3 separate regions of the Mus musculus genome follow, and regions 1 and 2 are each linked to region 3. A link is a loop called in an ENCODE intact Hi-C map of the cell type or tissue named here. Cell type or tissue: heart. All regions are shown on one strand. Links, peaks and the distances in the headings refer to the core of each region. The heading gives the core; the rest is flanking DNA.

Evidence for each region. Peaks named below come from ENCODE experiments on the same cell type or tissue, not always from the same donor. Only the 100,000 strongest peaks of a DNase experiment are listed, where the experiment ranks them.
Region 1: it touches region 3 in a loop (5-fold over the local background); 2 of 42 quality-filtered maps call a loop at or near these places.
Region 2: it touches region 3 in a loop (4-fold over the local background); 15 of 42 quality-filtered maps call a loop at or near these places.

Annotation. Positions count from the first base shown.
Region 1 is chr6:35,242,140-35,248,422 of GRCm38, reverse strand. Nup205 (nucleoporin 205) reads right to left here. Exons shown (of 43, transcript NM_027513.1): 39 at 4,438-4,604; 40 at 3,603-3,726; 41 at 3,047-3,175; 42 at 2,343-2,401; 43 at 824-1,162. The coding sequence ends at 1,010. It also overlaps the pseudogene Gm23435. Among named protein-coding and RNA genes, the nearest start is that of 1810058I24Rik, 7.4 kb to the left of the region's middle. In heart, for the core only: CTCF peaks have their summits at 3,123 (motif pointing right) and 4,958 (motif pointing left); no DNase peak of the experiment used is centred there.
Region 2 is chr6:34,923,855-34,930,137 of GRCm38, reverse strand. Stra8 (stimulated by retinoic acid gene 8) reads right to left here. Exons shown (of 9, transcript NM_009292.2): 2 at 2,222-2,419. The coding sequence starts at 2,413. Among named protein-coding and RNA genes, the nearest start is that of Stra8, 6.0 kb to the right of the region's middle. In heart, for the core only: a CTCF peak has its summit at 2,748; a DNase peak (open chromatin) is centred at 2,817.
Region 3 is chr6:34,993,212-34,999,494 of GRCm38, reverse strand. No RefSeq gene overlaps it. Among named protein-coding and RNA genes, the nearest start is that of Slc23a4, 18 kb to the right of the region's middle. In heart, for the core only: a CTCF peak has its summit at 3,949 (motif pointing right); DNase peaks (open chromatin) are centred at 3,964 and 4,574; H3K4me3 peaks cover 546 bases; H3K27ac peaks cover 429 bases; H3K27me3 peaks cover 1,011 bases.

The DNA of each region.
Region 1 (6,283 bases), core at 1,025-5,024, 250 kb before region 3:
GTTCTTTCAGACAGAGACAATTCTAGGTCAGAGTTTTTGACTGTGGGATAGCAACCCCATCCCTCCACTGGAGGTGGACTCTCTTCCTACTGTTGGACATTTCATCTAAGGTCCCTCCTTTTGAGTCCTGAGAGTGTCTCACCTCCCAGGTCTCTGATACATTTGGAGGGTCCCCCACCTCCTAAGGTTGACTGTTTCCATTCATTTTTCTGGCCCTCGGAGCTTCACTCCTGTCCCTTTCTCCTGGCCCTCCACCCCACCCCCACCCCCGCCAATACCTTAGCTAATACCTGACCATGTTCCCCTTTTCTCCTCCCCCTCCCCATAAGTCCCTCCCTCCCTCCCTCCCTCCTGTGATTGCTTTCTTCTCCCTCCCAAGTGGGATTAAAGCACCCTCACTTGGGCCCTTCAGCTTGCTAACCTTCTTGAGTTCTGTGGATTGTATCCTGGGTATTCTGTACTTTCTTGGCTAATATCCACTTATTAGTGAGTACATACCATGCATGTCCTTTTGGGTCTGAGTTATCTCAGGATGATATTTTCAAAGAAACAAAGACAGACTGTCATCATTTGAAATGCAGGAAAGGCTGAGGCTAATTCTAAGGGACAGGTTGACTTTTTGGGTCATTAGTTTTCATGGCACGAGCATGGTGTAGTTCACTACCCACTCCATGCTAGAATATCGAAGCATCACAAAGGCATGAAGGATACAGAATGTCTGAAAACAAACTGCTGTTCAGAATCTCTCCACGGGAAAACCATAAGCATCAAACATTTTTATGTGAAGAGTTTCGATCATTTCAAAAGAATGACCACACATTTGTTTATTTTTAAAAAGTATTTTATTGTTCACAAGTGAGGGAGAAATGAGAGAGGTTTACAGAAAAGATGTCCATATATAAAGAAAGAAATAGCAAAATATCTTTTGGTCATAATTTAGAAATAAAGTCATCTATAAAAAAGAGGTGGTTCTCCTCAGTTCATCTCTTCCACGGAAGAGAGTCAGTTCTCAGTTCCTGGACAGCCTCAGCAGGCCACGGATACGTCTGATGAGAGCCTGGATGAAACTATAGCGGGATCGAACTTTTGAGTACAACCCTTCAATGTCAAGAAGTTTCTTTTGCAGCGACTCTCCGAAAGCGTTGACAGCATCAGACTGAAGCTGGAGGTAGTACAGACGCCCTTGTTAGTGCACTGCTACTCGGGTATTGCCTTCTGTGCTCTGATTCACAACACTGCTACACTATCCTTTTTCCTTTAATCTTTTTAAAATGTATTCACTTTACATCCGACTGCCACCCCCCTACCCATCCCTGCTCCCCTCCCAGCCCTACCCCTACAAACCCCTCCTCCACTACCTTCCCCGCTTCTCTGAGGAGAATTGGAAGACCCCCTTGGGTACCACCCGCCCTGGGACATCCAGTAATGCAGTCTTTCTTACATAAAGTAAGGTGAGTTCAGAGTACCTGCCTAGCGAGTGCAAGGCCTTGGGTTTGAAACCCAGCACCACCACTACCCCACGCTCACCTTACCCACACAGACATGACAAAAGGTACTCTAATGTAAACTACTACTAGATTTTATAATGGGGCGCCAAATTCATTAAAAATGTACATTTCTACATCAGAACGATTATCATTTTAATTCTTGTACAAATGTATATAAATTAAAGCTATATCTTAAATAGCAACAATTATTGATGCTGCTATACATATAAAAAATAGATCCTAAACGTCATACCAAAAGTCGTTAAGGGATTGAGAGCATCTCTTCCAGAGGACCTGGGATCAATTCCCAGCACCTACACGGCAGCTCACAATCATCTGCCAAACTTTAGTTCTAGGGGACCGCATGCCCTTTCCTGACTTCTGTGGGCAACGTGCACACATGCGGTGCACAGGCATACATGCAAGCAAAGCACACACATAAAATGTCTTTTTTTTTTTTTTTAATTTGTTAAGAATAAGTGCCAGGCTAGAGATACTATGCTGTTAAGAACACTCGCTACTCTTACAGAAACCAGGGTTCAGTTTCTAGTATCCACATCAGGCAGCTCACAGCTACCTCTAACTCCAGTTCCAGGAGCTCTGAAGCCCACTTCTAGCCTATCAGGGTGTCAGGCATACACACCGTACACATGCATATACAAAGACACTTTCATCAGGCATACACACTGTACACAAGCATATACAAAGACACTTTCTCATATATATATATATATATAAAATAAAATTATTTTTTTTAAAGTGTCTTTAGGAAATGAAAGGAAACATTTACTTTCTACTTTACCATCACGCAGGCTTTCCTCTTACAGAGAAAAGAATATGATAGCAGAGCCTTACCTGGTCTATATCGTGCTGGTTCACTTGAGATAGTCCACTTCTGAAGTCCAGATTGGGTTCTGAGGAAAAGAGAGTCTGGAGATCAGAGACAGTGAAGCAGCTCTGCGAGTGCATCTCCTGCACAGCAGAGGCTCTGCACGTGAAGAAGGTGTGAGGAGGCCTGAGGCCGAGCTCTGAGCAGGGAAGGAAGCCTGAGAAGGACATCCAGCTAGGATGGGTCTCACACTCCCCTACGAGTCTAATGCATGCGTGTTCATCGACTCAGGCCCACCCTGGCACAGAGACAACGGCCCGGGTCTATTCGTCTAGAAAATTAGCTGTGATGTGACTCTACAGCCGAGACAAACCTACTACAGGAAATGAAGGACAACCCACCAACAGGCTCCAGAATCATTTCTCATGGGCGGAAATAAGATACAAAAGGCAGTTGTGTTTACTATTTAGCTCTCCAGTACTCAATTCACTGGGTAATCTGAGACACATAAAACTAAGGTCGCTTACAGTAGTTAGTGGTGTACATCCACAGTCCAGCTATCGGGAGACTGGTTCATTTAAGTCCAGGATTTTAGGACCTGTCTGGACAATAAAACAAGACCTTGCTTGCTCAAAGAAAAGAAAACAAAAACAACAGAAAGAAAGAAGTACCTGGCTTTTCAGGGCCCTAAAATATATACACATTTCTGGCTGTTTTGAGACCAGCTCACCTTGTAGTCTTCTGCTTTTAAATAAAGTCCTAGAGGCAAACAATGAATCTTGGGAATCCATTGGCGTGCAATGTAACAAATAATACTCCAGATGGCGCCAAAGAATAAACAGGCAGGTCTCGATGATATCTGGGAGTTCAGATTAAAGAAGAACGTCATCAAGTATTTTTTAATAAACCAGATTGTGAGAAGGAGAAAAGGAAGAGGTTGTGCTTAATTATCCTCCGTGAACTTGCTCTAAGAGCCTGGGATGAAGTGCCACTGAGCATGCTTCAGGAAAGTCACTGAGTGAGCTGTGGGAGGGGAGGCCCTCAGGCTGCTGTGCACCAGCCACTTGCCCAGACAGACAGCATCCGGACATTTTATAGTACTCCTTGCTACTCTAGAAGGTGAGAAGAATAACAACATGGCAACACGCCAGGTACTCACTGGGCAAAGACAGGCCATAGGACGGTCATTATATCCCTTCCCATATGGTTCTAGCTGCATACTGTAAGAATTAAGTAAGTACAACACATTTTAGGTCTGTACGCGGGCTGTGGCCGCAGAAGGATACAGGAACAGAGGGACAGCAGTTTGGCACGGTTGTTGATCAGCTTCACCAGACGACGTCTTGCTAAGACACACTTCTGTGCAGTAGAGATTTTATCAATACCAGCAGGCATCACAGACTGGCATAACTAAGGAAAAGAAAGAAGTATAAAGTATAACAACTTAAAATGATCTACTATGAGCAGGTCATTACAGTAAGAACTATGAAAAGACTCAAATGTATTTATACTGCCTCCTGCACAAGAGTTTTAGAGAGTCAAAGAAGCAGTCAATTTCCACAAGAATGTCTGTTTCCCTTTTCAGTGTTTGTCTCTGCAAGTCTAAGTCTAAGACACTTCCAATTTCCTAGTGGTCCACCAGCCCTTGGGGTTCTACTAGATAAAAACAAAAACCTTTTCCAAGAGTAGGTGGAAAAGCTGGCATGAATTTGCCAGGTATCTTCTGGAGAAAGTAGAATGGTGGATATGTGTCAGATTTAAGTGATCAAGACTGACGAGCCGTCCCATCTGCCTGGAAACTTCACTGAAGCGTGAAGATGCTGGAGACTCCTCCCACGTCCTACGCAAAAACATCTGCAACAGCGAGCCCTGTTTCTCTGCAGCTTTTGAAGACATTCCTGGGAGCTCCTTATCAGGCAGCCACGCCTATTTTCTTGAAAAGAGCTACTGGGCTGTTCTGTCTGTGCTCACAAGGTTACATGGCAAAGGTAAATCCCTGCAGATCCCTCAGCAGCGTGGAGTGAGTAGATCATTGTTATTCCACAGCCCGAGCCCAGCACCTGGGCCTTTGTGGTGCAGCAGTGACTTTTCAAGCCTCACAGTTCATTACAAGGTCCATACCTCTTTTATCTCATCCGGAGGAAGTTGTTCTACATTCTGCAGCTTGTTGACACTGCGACGGTGACTGTCATAGTAGCTAAAGAAATCAGTGGCACTCTGCTTCAGCAGGTAGATAATAATGCCCAAGCCAGGCAGGCGCCAATACGGAACGACTGGAACCTGGGTATCTAATAGGCAAGACAAAACGGTGTTGTATTTGAATACATTTTCTATGGATTTCATTTGTTTTACAAAGGGGAGAACATGAAGTCCTCCACTACCACACATTACAGTTGAGTTTCCTACATTTGGGGAAATGACAGGGGTCAGCACATGCAGAGTACAATGGATAAGCCTCACCCTGGGAAAACAAACTTTTATGAATCTTAAACTATCTATAAAAATTGACGATGATCTGTAATTTAGGTCATGTAGACTATGATTAATAACATTTAGACACCAGTATTGAAGCTGGAGAGATGTCTTAATGGCTAACAACTGCCTTCTGAAACTCCAGTTCCAGAAGATCTGATGCCCTCTCCTGGCCTCCAAAGGCACTGCACACAGAGGGTGCAGACACACAAGCAGGCATGAGATAAAAATCAACCTCAAGCCAAGGGGCTCCCAGAGACTGAGCCACCACCGAAAGAGCACGTCCGGGCTGGACCTAGGCCCCTACAGATGTAGCAGATGTGCAATTTGGTCTACATGTGGATCCTCTAACAATTGGAGCAAGGACTGTCTCTGACTCTGTTGCCTGCCTCTGGGTTCCTTTTCCCTAGCTCTACTGCTTTGTTTGGCCTCAGTGGGAGAGAATGCCCCTAGTCTTGCTGTGACTTGATGTGCCAGGGTGAGCTGGTACCCATGGAGGGACCTCCTCTGGAGAAGTAGAGGGGGATGAGGGTAGGATTGGAAGGAGAGGCAGGAAGGGGCTGTGATCAGGATGTAAAGTGAATAAACAAATAAATAATTTAAGAAAAAAAAATCAACCTAAAAAAAAATTAAATGCCTGTTAGTTCAAAGTAACAAGCAGCTAAGTGCTGCTATAGTTGTTGCCATGTGCATGCATACAGCTGGACTCTTTGAGAGTTAAGAAATATGGCTAGTGCGAGGTACCCTTTATTAGGTGAAGAGCTAAGCCTTATGAAAACCACCCACCCACCCATATAAACTCTTTACAGATTTATTTTGTATGTATGAGTGTTTTGCCTACATGTCTGTATTTGCACCAATGTGCATGCTGATGGTATAAGCCACTATGTTGGTGCTACAAACCGAAGCTTGGTCCTCTTCAAGAACAAAAAGTGTTCTGATCTGCTGAGCTACCTCTCCAGTCCCACAAACCTATACAGTGTTAGGAGTTCTAAATCCAAAGTGAAGCAATTCTCATTTCAGCCATTGGTTTCAGTTACATGTGTCTACTTCTAATCTGCATTGTTCTGGTTGCTGAACTGACAGCTCAAAGTCATTCTCCCAAAGAATATTTCAAAACTTAGTGAATTTTACCGTCTCACTATGACAACTTCCTCTGGGAGCAAAAGAAAGCAACTTGCCTTCTACATGGCTACCTTCCAGTGAGGCTGCAAAGTTAACAGTGAATTTAGGAGTAGCCTGGGCTACATAGGGAAACACTGTCAAAAAGAACAGAAATGACAAAGTCACTGGTGGGTGACTTTCAATCAAAAGGAGTCTCTGGATAGGATTCCTAAGCATTCTACACCCAAACCAGTTAAGCTGCCAGGGCCAGAAAGACAATTTTCCCTCCATGCTAGGAAGGGCACGCCAAGATTAGGATTCTCCCATGGAGTCTCCTTCCTTGCAGCAAACTGGAATGACTCCTTGGAAATCACCGTATTTCATTATGACT
Region 2 (6,283 bases), core at 1,025-5,024, 69 kb after region 3:
GAAGCTCACTGAAATACCAAAGTGGGAATAAGATGTGTTGAGAAAACGACCCCAGCGGCAGCAGCTGTAGCGTCACAGATGTGTGCACAGGCTGCTTGCGGGTGGGGCACTATGACACGGGGGATCAGCAGACTGAATGTCAACCCCAGGTTTGCACAAAGGCCCACTAGACTTCTGCTCACGTTGTGACCATGTGCAACTCAGTATCTTTTTCTCAAAATGTTTATTTGCTGAATTCATAGACTCTGTGTAGCTAGGTATATAGCTCGCTATGTAGCTAGCTACAGGCATATGCCTATAATCCCAGAACACAGTAGGTAGAGGCAGAGGATCTCGGGAGTTCAATGTCAGTTGCATATTGAGTTCAAGGTCAACCTTGAGATACACGAGACCCTGTTTAAGACAAAAAAGAAGAAAATAATTAAAATATTTTATGTTATCTAAACATATCTAAAAATAGCAAATGTTCTGTGGATTTGAATTCGGAATTTCCCGCCATCACTACAAGCCAAGGGACGGCGGGGATGGGTGAAAGATGCCGGAAGCCAGCAGAGGCGTGAAATTTTCTCTTCTGAGCTCTGTTTCTCAGTAGGGACCCCACTCTTTCACCCTGCAATCCCAAACTTGGCTTTCCTTCGCTACTCACCAGCCCCTCACCTTTTCCAAGGGCAGGTAGGGGGTCTGTGGGGGGGACTCCTGCAGCTGGAAACAGTACAGGTATCAGTTGGAGCCCTGTACCAAATGGTCAGGAGCTACCCTTCTCAAATTTCCACAGAAGCCTAGGCCTACTCAGGAGCTCTTCTAAGGTGTCTTCCTACCTCACCCCAAACTGGGAATCCTCTGGCAATTCTAGTCACAGAAAAGTAAAAGGCTCTGGTTGTTGCTTTGCTGAAGGCGCCATCCTCGGAAGGAAACCAACCAGCTGGGAACGGGTTCCCGGGCATAAAGAGCTCAGGCAGGGAGATGTGAGAAGAGTCAGGCTTGGAGTGGGAACTTTTTTGGCCTTGCCTTCTACCAGAGGGTAAGTGTCTCCCCTCCCCTCTCCTCTCTGCCTTCCTCTCCTCCTCCAGCCTCTGTTAAGACATGAGGAAATACAGGGACTCTCCACTGTGCCTGCCTGTAACGCTCTCACCATTATTAACTTGATTTCTTCTACCAACACCCCACTTACCAGGCCTTTCTCCAGTCTCTGGACAATAATTAATTCATTAATGTATTGTTAATTAGCAGCTAAAAAAGATAACCGAGAAGAGAAAGAGCTGTGTGGTACACACCTGTCATCTGATGGACCAACCTGACTCCATTTTAAGCCATTTTGTCATAGGTCAGAACAAGTTCATTTCTACTTCCTGAACAATTCAACTTGACTGTGCTTTAACCTGTTTCTGAAATTTGACATCTTCCCCTTCCCGTGGAGTTGGACTCACACCTTGATTATACTCTGATTAGATGCTCTGCCAAATAATTTAAAAATGTTCGGCCAAGTTCCGATGTAACCAAAGTTCCTCTGGAAATCCCCTTGAAACCTCCCTAGTCTGGACTGTATAAACTCTACCCTCCCTCTCCTGTGTTCAATGCTGTATTTCCAAACCTCACTTTTGGGGGAGACAGCCCTAACAGATAGAAAATAAAGCTTGTTTAATTTGACCAAAGAATCTGGGGTGATGGCCTTTACTTTCTTTGGTGCGATTAACATCATCCTAGCACCCGGGGAGGCAAAGGCAGGAGGGTGTGATTTCAAGGAGGGTCTATTCTCTGGAAAGTTCTAGGCCAGCCTGGGCTACATGGAGACTGCCTCAAACATCAGCATCAACAAGAAACAAAAAGGGTAGGAAAAGATAAATGTGTGCCTTGAGATACAGGCATACTGAGCCTGCATATGAGTGCCAAGTGTGTATTCACTTCTAGTATTGGTATTGTACATATGTATATGGTGTGTGTGTGTGTGTGTGTGTGTGTGTGTGTGTGTGTGTGTGTGTGTGTAGATAGATATACAGGGTCCCAGAGCATCCATTGGGGGATGACTCTTGCCCACCAAGTAACCACATGATCTCCCTCCAGCCCATAATTTCCTCTCTCAGGTCAGGCTGCTAGGATGCTGGCAGAGAAGCCGGGCTTTGACAGTTTTCCTATGGGCAGCAGGGCTGGCAGCTCTTGGCCAGTCCTTACTTTACAGTCCTATCATGTGGAGACATGTTTCACTATCCCCAAGTCCCTGTACCTTTGAGGCTGTGATATCAGACTGGGAGTAAACTGCCTTCCTTAGGTTGTTGAAGAGCCCTACCAGGGTGGCTCGATGGCGGGCCTGTGACAGGCGTCTGCGGACCACCCGAGGCTCAAGCTTCTGCAGCTGCGCCAATGGCTGGGGTGCCCCATCATCACTGGGTTGGTTGCCTTCTCCAGGGGTGGCCATTATAATCTACAACATAATATACCCCCCTTTAGCCTTGCATAATAGAGATACAACATTGAGGAAGGCAGACAGAGCAAACAGAAAGGACGTAGCCCGCAAGGCAGTGAATATGACCAAGACCCACAATAAACCACAGGTAACCCCAAATCTCCTACTGGAGCTTGGCTCCTAAAATTACAAACCATTTACAGTGGATTTCCAGTTGTCCGGTGAGTCATGAAAGACTGTACCCAAACCCTCTTGACTGGTAGGGAATCTGAAGCTTTCCCAATGCCCATGGCCAAGAAAACTGCTTGGCTGGTGGGAGCCCTGGAGAAATGTGCAGTTCTTGTCTCCACCACAGGGGGGAGACTGTCTCCTAACTTGCTCTCACTGTGGTTGTCAGTCTTCGCTGCCCAGCTTAAGGAGTGAGACTAGCAACAGAGCAACCCCACGGGCTACCTGGCATTGTGGCCTTGATCTCCTTCCATCAGCCTTAGGTTCTCCCAGGTCAGGAGCTAAGGAGGAAACTTGGAGACTCTGCCCCGGGGAGGAGGGTAAAGGCTGGCAGATGGCAAAGGACAGTTGAGTGATTTTCAGTGGCCTCCTGCAAGCTGCCCCCTTGTCATCACCAGCAAAGATCTTCTGCAACTTCCCAAAGATCGTCTCTCCTAATTATTATTATTGACCTGGATTTGCTGTTGTCCCTTACAGGGGCCTAGGTCTATCTTTTTCTGACCAACCTTTTTAAGGGCCTGCTTTGGAACTCCCTATATAGATCTAGCTGGTCTGGAACTCATCCATCCCTGCTATCGGAGTGCTGAAACTAAAGGGATATGCCAGAACATAAGGCCAGGCTGGATGTTTTTATTTAGCATTATTAATTTGTGTGGGTGGGGGGCGCGCATGCGTGAAGGTCAGGGGATAGCCATACAGAACGAGTTCTCTCCTTTCACCTCTTCAGGACCCCAGGGAAGAGCTCAGATTGTAAAGCTTGCATGGTGAGCGCATCTTGCTCTCTGAGCTTCCCAGACTGAACAGCAATGCACTTGGATCCAGGTCAATAGTAACTGTGATTGTGTGGCGCGGCCTCACCCTGGAAAAATACCTCCAGAATCTCCTCGGGATGGGAAAAGGGAAGGCAGGACTGAAGTTAGCGCTGTGCTAAGAATGGGTGACCTAGCACACAGTGAGTGGGGGACCTACTACAGTGTAAACTTAAGGTCAATAAGTGGTTGTGTATGTGTAGGACAGGTTCTTATCATGCAGCCGAAGACAGCCATGAACTCAAGATGTTCTTGCCAAACCGTCCTGAATCCTGGCATTACAAGTGTGTGTCTGTGCCCACCAACTAAGAAGTGAAGTTTAAAAAACAAAACAAAACAAAACTGTTTTAGGGGCGGGAGAGTTGGCTCAGTAGTTAAGAGTGCTTGCTGCTCTTGCTAAGGACCCAAGTTCAAGTCCCAGCATTCTCATTAGGCAGCTTATAACCTCCTCTAACTCCAGCTCCAGGGGGCATCCAAAGCTCTTGGTTCTAGGGGCACTAGTGGGCACACATTTTCACTTACTGTCCCCCCCCCCACCTCTACAAACACATATATTAGAATATTTTAGCTAGGGGTGTATCTTGATGATACAGCACTTCCTGGCTGTGCCTAAAGTGTTACAACAGAACAAACCCTTTTCTTTAAAAACCCTCATAGATTAAGATGTATGAAGAAATCTGCCCTCAGCAGCTTAACGAGTCAGGTCTGTAGAGAGTCTGTATACCCTGGGATTCCAACACTAGGAAGAGCACATCAGCTTGCAACACTCTTAAAAACTCCAGGAAGTTCTGAAGATATGCTTCCTCTAGCCCCGACCCCAGGCCCATGAGTCTGCTGAGTAGCCCAGGCCGACCCGGAACTCTCCTCCTTACTCAGCTTCCAGAGAGCCGGGATTTTAGGCACGCAAGCCCATCCCTTGCATGGTTCTCTAATGGGAGAAATGTTCCCTATTCTGCCCCCTGACCCCCATGCGGCAGCCTCGTCATTTTTGTCACCTAGAACATCACATATCTGTCCTCAGCCCTGGTTTCTACCCATCTAGAGCTGGCTTGTTCTCTGTTTCTTTTGCTTTGCTTCGGCTGGCCTCAAATCCAGATCTGCCCACGAGACCCTTGGTGAGGCTCCATCTCACAGGCGTTGCTGGCATTCTTCCAATCATGTGGCAAAATGCAGGCATCTGCAGGTAGATGTGGCTCAGGCCAACACCCTTGTCTGCACTGCCTTTTCAAATTGAAACAAAGAATCCCATTGACAGCCCTGCTAAGACAAAGATCCCAGGTTAGAAGGAACAGCAGAGGTGATTGATGAAGGCAAGGGCAATGAGACTTAAGAGGAAAACACAGAGCAGAGCGTAGAAGAATCAGCATTTTAGTTCTCCCTAACCATACAGAACTGTTTGTATTCCAAGCATTCACTATTTCACCAATTCAGTTCTTAACAGGCACAGTGAGAGGCGACCAATTAGAGATGCACTAAAGAGCCATGGGAACCAATACTGTGCATCTGCTGACTAAGAAAAGAAGAGAGAGATGCTACAGGGGCAGCAAAGTCCCATGCTCACTCGAAGAAACTGGCACGGCCAGAGGACTGAATGTACGCACCCAGATGAGCCAGGATGCAGGGAACTCAGGATGGAGATACCAGTTTGAAGAAAAGTACTGATTTTGTTGTTGCTGTTGTTGTTGTTGTTGTTGTTGCTGTGGTGGTGGTGGTGGTGGTTTTGTTTTCGAGTCTCAAGACTGTACCTTGGCCTATCCTTAAACTCAGGATCCTCCCGTTTTGGCCTCCCAAGTAGTCGAATTAGAGGTTTGTGTTACTATCCCTAACTGAAGATATTTTTCTCTGAGAGAGAATAACGGCTCACCACTGCAATCCCAGTGTTTGGTAGGCAGAGGCAGAAAGATTGCCCAGATTTCCAGGCCAGTCTAGACTAAGAAGCGAGATTCTGTCTCAGAAATTTCCAGACTTGGGTTGGCTACGTAGATCAGCTGGCAGACTGCTTGCCTAGCTAGCGTGGACGAAGCACTGGCTTCAGTCCCCAACGCCACAGAACCAGAAAACCAGGCAGGTGGCGCTTGAGAAGCAGGGTATCCAAAGTTCACGATCATCTTTACCTACACAGCAAGCTCAAGACTGAGCTCACATACATGAGACCACCTCAAACAAACGCATCAACAGCCCCTCTCAAAAACAAACAACCAAAAACCCAAACAAAAACAAAAACAAACCAACAACCCAAAACAAAAAAAAATACCAAAACCACAACCAAAACCAATCATCACCACCAAAAAACAATAAAAAGAAAAAACAAAACCAACTAACAACAACAACAAAAAGAAAAGAAAAAGACAAAGAAAACACCAAGCAAACAAAATAAAGCAAAAGCAACATAAATATGCCATGAATTCATTATTTTGTATGATAAATGAAAAAAAAACAATTAAAACTTAATTACAGGTAGTGTTACCTAGTATATCAAGATTTTACCTAAAATAAAAGACAGAAAAAAAGAAAGAAAAGAGAAATCTAGGTGGTGGATGAGTAAGGTGTTTCAGAGATGATACAACACATGGTCATGCTATGTAAGGAATGGCAGGCCAGCTTCTGGGTGCGTATAAGGCCAGAGTCACATTGCTAGCTCATTTAGCCAGCCATACGACCAAAATGGGCCAAGAATTCTCTAGATCTTAATTTTTCTACCTGTAACGAGGAGGCAAAAAGCCCTTCAGTAGACTGCAAGCTAAATGCTCTCACTTGGCTTGATTACAGTCTCATTATGTAGCCCTGGCTGGCCTTGAACACATGAACCCTTCTGCCTCAGCCTCCTCAGTGCTGGAGTGACTAA
Region 3 (6,283 bases), core at 1,471-5,470:
AGTCAGGGTTTGAGTAGGGTTTCTTGTGGGGCTGGGGAGGGGGTGGGACTCTTTCCAGGGTAGCCTGTGATTGGAGGGATCATGTGACTTGATCTTGGAGCAGACTCAGGGAATTTGTCTTTTTCCCTATAGTGTGGGGCCTGGCGGGGGAACTCCTGAGGAGGGAGCCTGGGTGCTTGTGCGCCTCTAAGGGTCAGGTCCAGCTCCAGAGGAGGCTAACGGTGGAGCCTGGTAGCCTGAGTTCTCCAGGGGTTGGGCTTACAAAGGGAATCTCTGGAAAGCCACCCCTTCCATTGCTGCTGCTGGCATTGGCATGAGTAGCCAACACTGCCATCTAGCTACTGTTCTTGCTTTTGAGGCCGAGGATATTAGGAGAGGCTCCTGGGTTTTAGGTTTTGCTTTTTGAGACAGTGTTTCACTATATAGTCCAGGCTGTTTTTGAACTTGCAATCCTCTTGTCTCCGCCTTAACAAGTGATGAGATGACAGGCAGGTACCAACACACTCAGCAGTAATTAATCTACAGGGTGTTACATGGGAAAATCCTAGCTGCCACACAGAGGGTTATAGTTATGGACTCTGTAGGGCAGCCCACTCCAGTGCCTTCTGGGTGATGCTTCACCCTGGGTGGTTGCCAGAGGGCTGCAGAGCAATGCAGGTCCTAAGCAAGGGAGCCAGGCCCACCAGCACAGAGCACCCCCATCAGTCTGTCCGCTGCTGCGCTGCCTCCCACACTCCATTTTAGCCCACAATAGGCACTTGTGTGTTCCAAGCTGGTCTGTAGCATCATGCCTGGTTTCATGTAGTGCTCAGAATGGAATCCAAGGCTTTTTGTATACTAGGCAAATAGTACATTCCTGACTCAAGGAAGGATCCTAGCCCAAGAAGCATTTATTTAAAAAAAAAAAAAAATTCAGCCGGGCGGTGGTGGCGCATGCCTTTAATCCCAGCACTCCAGAGGCAGAGGCAGGAGGATTTCTGAGTTCGAGGCCAGCCTGGTCTACAAAGTGAGTTCCAGGACAGCCAGGGCTACACAGAGAAACCCTGTCTCGAAAAAACAAACAATCAAAATCCATATCTTGAGTCCGCAAGTGTGTAGTGCCCTATGAGTTGCAGGTGGTTGTGATCTACCTGATGTGGATGCGGAGCAGTGCGCTTGCGTCATCTGGACAAGCAGCAAGCGCTCAGCTTCTGTGTCACCTCACCAGCGCTGGCCTCTGCTGTCTCTCCGTGTTTGTGAGGATCCCATTCTAGTGCAGTTCTAGTGACCGGACCCTGGACAAGACAGTAAGATCTGGGTCACTCACCCCTTCCCACACCCACAACTTCTGACCTGAACTCTGCACTGTCACACACGTGGCCTCTGGTTCACCCGTTGGTCTCCACTTTTCACCAGAGCCTCAGCGTTCCTACAGTTCCTACCCTCCGGTTGTCATTTCTACTGAGTTGAGTCTCAAGGCTGACGTGTCCGCCGCCTGACAGGAGGTCCTCTCGGGTGCACACAGACACTTGACATCCGATTGGTTATTTCCAAACCATCTACACTCACGTTCCCCTACTCCAAACCTAGCCTCTTTCGACTCTTCCCAGTTCCATAAAAACTCCAGTCTTGCACCCTATCAAACATCCCGGAAGACCCCCATAATTCCTCACTCTCCACTCCACCCTCACCCAGTCAGCGCAAACACACCAGCGACCTTCCCTGGCTCCTCAGACGCAATAGTAGAGTCTTCAGATGGCCAGCAAGCTCATTGCCTGTAGCCCCCTTTCTGCATCCATTAACACCACGCTCCTCTCTGCTCTTTCTACCCGGTTCCGGTCTCCCCGCTGCCCCAGAACCTCTGCTCACGCTGCCTCCTCCAAACACTAACACGTGTCAAGTCAGCCTTTTCTGAGTCCCCGTGATGGGGAGTGGTAGCCTCGCCCGCTGCTCCTCCTCCTCCGCAGCGCAGCTTCTTGGACCAGTTCCACTCAGGACCCCTATTTTCATGTAACCCTGGGTATGTAAATATATAATATAAGTATATGAATTAAATGTTTGCTGATAATTATACATTTATTTTAGAACAACTCTTTTATACACATACATACACTGTTTATTAAAAAAACCCATATGTGAATATTGATGAGATCGATGCCTGTTAATTTTTGGCTGAGTATCTGACACTGCAGAATACAGCATCTTCAGTGTTTTTCAGAATTGATTGATATTTCGATTTCATAATTGTCACTGATAAGAAGACCTCCTTGCATAAATATTCAGTACAAAATGGCAGAAGTATGTTTTAGTACATTTCAGAAGTTTTCAGAAATTCTGTCCTAATCCCAAGCCAAATTTCAGTTAACTTTTTTTTGATGAAACTCAGTGTCTCAAGCAGCAAAATTTAAATATTTTAATTTATTTATGTGGGTGTATATGTGTGTGTGCTCATAGGAGCCCACACGCCACACCCCATAAGAGGAGGCCAGAACAGCATGCAAGAGTCAATTCTCACTTTCCACTGTGTGGAGCCTGCTTGGGGATTGAACTCAGGGTGTCAGGTGTGGGGACACCTGCCTTTATGCACTGAGCCATCTTGCCAGGCCTCTCAAGTAGCAACTTTTAAAATCAAACACTCTAACACAATACAATCCAAAGGTCTGGGAACCTGATGCTTGTGTGCTGAGGAGCAATGGTAGGGAAATGCTAATGTCCTTTCCATAGTTAAGCTACTGTGTTTCTGTAAGAGCAGAGAACCCTGTGTGTGCAGTAAACAGCCTTCACTTTTTGAATCTCAGCCAGGCACTTCAGTCAGCATTCAGTGGCTGGCATGATGGCATCAGTGCAAAGTGACATGTTCTACTCTTGGAGCCAAGGGCGATGAACACCAATGGAAATTCCTCTGATTCACAACGATTTTAATTTTGAATTCATTTTTGGGTCCTTTTACTATTGGCAAGTTCATCAGCACCCTCCCATCCAGGTCCACGACTTGAGGCTGCAACCCAGTTCAAGAGCGAGAACTCTAGCCCTCATCTCAGCCGAGAGCGTGCAGTGGTCCTCGCACTTCCTTGATTAATGTCTTTCTCTCCCGCCAGATGGTGAATTCCATGAGGGCAGGGATGTGTGTCGGGTTTGCTGACTTTGGTACACTCACCACCTGGCACGATGCTCAAAACACCACACAGTAGCTGAGCGCTGTAGGATGTGCTGTGTGGTTGATGGGTGGATGGCTGGGAGGGAGGAGGAAGGGGGAAGAGGAAGAAAGAATCATTTAGGTACTTGTCATGCGTGTGGTGTATGTTCACGTGTGTGTGCACTTGTGTCTGGGTGTGAATGTATATGGGTGCGTGCACGTGGAGGCCACAGGTCTGTGTCTGCTTTCTCCAGTGACTCTCCTCTTCAGTCACCGAGGCAGGGTCTTTCACTTGCACCCCAAGCTTGCTGATTTGGCTGTTATAGCTAGCCAACTTGCCTCTCTCCCCATCCCAACTGCTGGGGTTATGGGTGGCTTTCAAGTTCATCCAGAATTTTCATAGGTGCCGGGATCCAAATTCTGATCCTCGCTCCCACCTGCATGGCCAGTGCTCTCACGGAGCCATCTCCTTGTCCCAGGATATTCATTTTAAACAACACTCTCATTTAGATCTCTCTCACCTGCTCATATGGTACTACAGATTGAAGACAATGTTATTTCTCTCCTATCCAGTCCTCAGTAGACTGGGCAGGGGATCCTTTGATAAAGGCCAGGACATATGCCTTGGCTGGGGAACATTCTGTGCTGAGACAGAAAAGTTCCGTGCCAGGCTCCCGGCCCCCAAACCTCCAGCCCTTTCAGTCCAGAGAGCATCCTGGAATGTCAGCACCACAGACAGAGCCCAACCCTCAGTTCTGGAAGGTGGGGTGTGTTCAGGATTCTGGCCAGGCCGGTAGGCTGGCTTATTTCGCCTCTAGGTGGAAGGGCGCTGTTTTTTATTTGTCCGCTGGGTGGCACTGTGGCCTTGTTCTCTATTTCCTGACGCTCTGACCGGTGATAGGTCAGAAGTTTTGTCTCCCCCTATTCGCTCAGCCCCAAACTTGAGAAAGAAAGACTTGGATCAGTCTAGACAATACAGTCATGGGTTGCAGTCTCTGTGTGCCGCAGGGCAGGCAGTAACCCTGTTCGATTTCAGCAGCGCGGTGCGAGTGGAGTGCTTGCTGAAGGATCACACTGCCTGCAGTGCAGTCCCACAAGCCGGACACCTCAGCTCCCATATTGTTTCTGCAGATACCCAAGCTGAGCAGTCAGATGGTAGGAACACTTGTGACGCTCAGTTTCCCTGCCTCCTCCTAGGTCCCTGTACCCAAAAGGCCCAGCACTGACCGTGGGAGTCCATTGTGTCCAGAACAAACAACCTGAAACGCTGCTTCATAGCATCTTCTCCTGGTGCTAGCATGTGGTCCAGAAGATAGAGACAGCCAGGATGTTGGCAGAAGGCTCTGGGTGCTCTGGGGTGAGCATTTATGGAGGGCTCGGGAGTTACTGGGAAATAGACTTCATGAGAAGTCAAGAGGCAACAGCTCCTGTGAAAGCCATGGGTCGCAGCGTGTTCATTGTGGGTGTGGTCACCATTGGTGACTCCACGTGTCAGCACTGTCTTCCTGGAGACAAGCCAGTACTGGGCTGCCTGTTAGCCGGCACCTCTCTCAGCCCCCAAAAGGAAGCCATGGAGCCCAGTGGTCTGCTACTCAAGGAGCTGAAAGGAGGCAGGCTGGGTTCTTCAGCTCAGGGTCACTACCAACTCAAGAAGCAGTGTCCAAAAGAGGGTAACCTTCCCATACTGCAGGACCCATACCGAGCAGGACGCTCAGCGAGCTTCTACTGCACAACACCCAAGCAGGCTCACTGACCCTGAGGTATGAAAGAGGGACAGGAACCCCGATGGGGACATGCAGTGAAAAGGGAGCCCTAGACTCCCGGGAATTCTCCAGCACAGCTCACATGTGCTGTAACGCTGCGACACTGAGACAATGCTGCTTTTATATAGAAATGCTTTCAAATGAGAAGGTTAAAATAGCAAGAAATCAGGGTTAAGGTCTGAGTGGATGTCTCCTGGTATAGTGCATACATGACCTTAGTCCCTCCCAGGCGTGATCCGGAACCTCGCACACAGGACCGGTAGCTTCCTATGAGCTAGACTTTTATGGTAATCCTGTCAGGTGCTCTAGAAAACTTTTAGAGAGATTCTCCACTTACCATCTATGCCTATGCACAATTGAGAGAGAGAGAGAGAGAGAGAGAGAGAGAGAGAGAGAGAGAGAGAATCATGCATTATGGGAAAGGACACACTTTCGAAAGTAAACGTATTAGCAAGCTACCCATCTATCAATCCACCAATCAAAATAGAGAACTGTGTTATATCCCTTAGCAACCAAGCTCCTCTTCCTCCTCCTCTTCCTTCTCTTGAGTCCCATACAAGGAAGCCCTGACAGTAATCAGGGCCCTGAGTGTGCCCTGTCCTATAGCCAGCTGTTAATCTCCACAGCGTGTCCCTATTTGATCTCTGCTATCAATTTGCTCTAAATAAAATTATTTCGCTGCTTTGGCAAATTTGTATGACTCTTATTTTCAGTTCTTTGGATTAAGAGGCCAAAAACCTGGAAACATCCATACCAAACTCTGACTGCCAACAACAGAACCAGCTTTTGAATTGTGATGAGAACCGCAGTTTGGGGGACACAGTGTCTCTGGGAACTCTAACCCCATGCTACCCTCTATCTTTCATTTCCAAACTTCTATTATATTACACAAGAGAATGCAAAGTTCTCCTATGCATTTGAACTGACTTAGGGGGCTGGAGATGTAGTTAAGTTGAAAGGGTGCTTTCTTAGCATATGTGAAGCTTCAATTTCCACTACTGTGTGAACAGGGTATGATTGTACATGCCTGTAATCCCAGCACTGGGCAAGCAGAGGCAAGAGGGTAAGGGTCCATGGTCAGTCTTGGCTATCTAATGAGTGAGACTATCCTGGGCCACAAAAGACCAGCCTCAAAATAAAAATAAAGGGCACATTATAGCTGTCTCCTGAGAGGCACTGCCAGTGCCCGACATATACAGAAGTGGATGCTCAAAGCCATCCATTGGACAGAGCACAGGGTCCCCAATGAAGGAGCTAGAGAAAGTAACCAAGGAGCTGAAGGGATTCGCAGCCCCATAGGAGGAACAACAATATGAACTAACCAGTACCCCCAGAGCTCCCTGGGACTAAACCACCAATCAAAGAAACACACGGAGGCGCTCGTGGCTCTAGCTGCATATGTAGC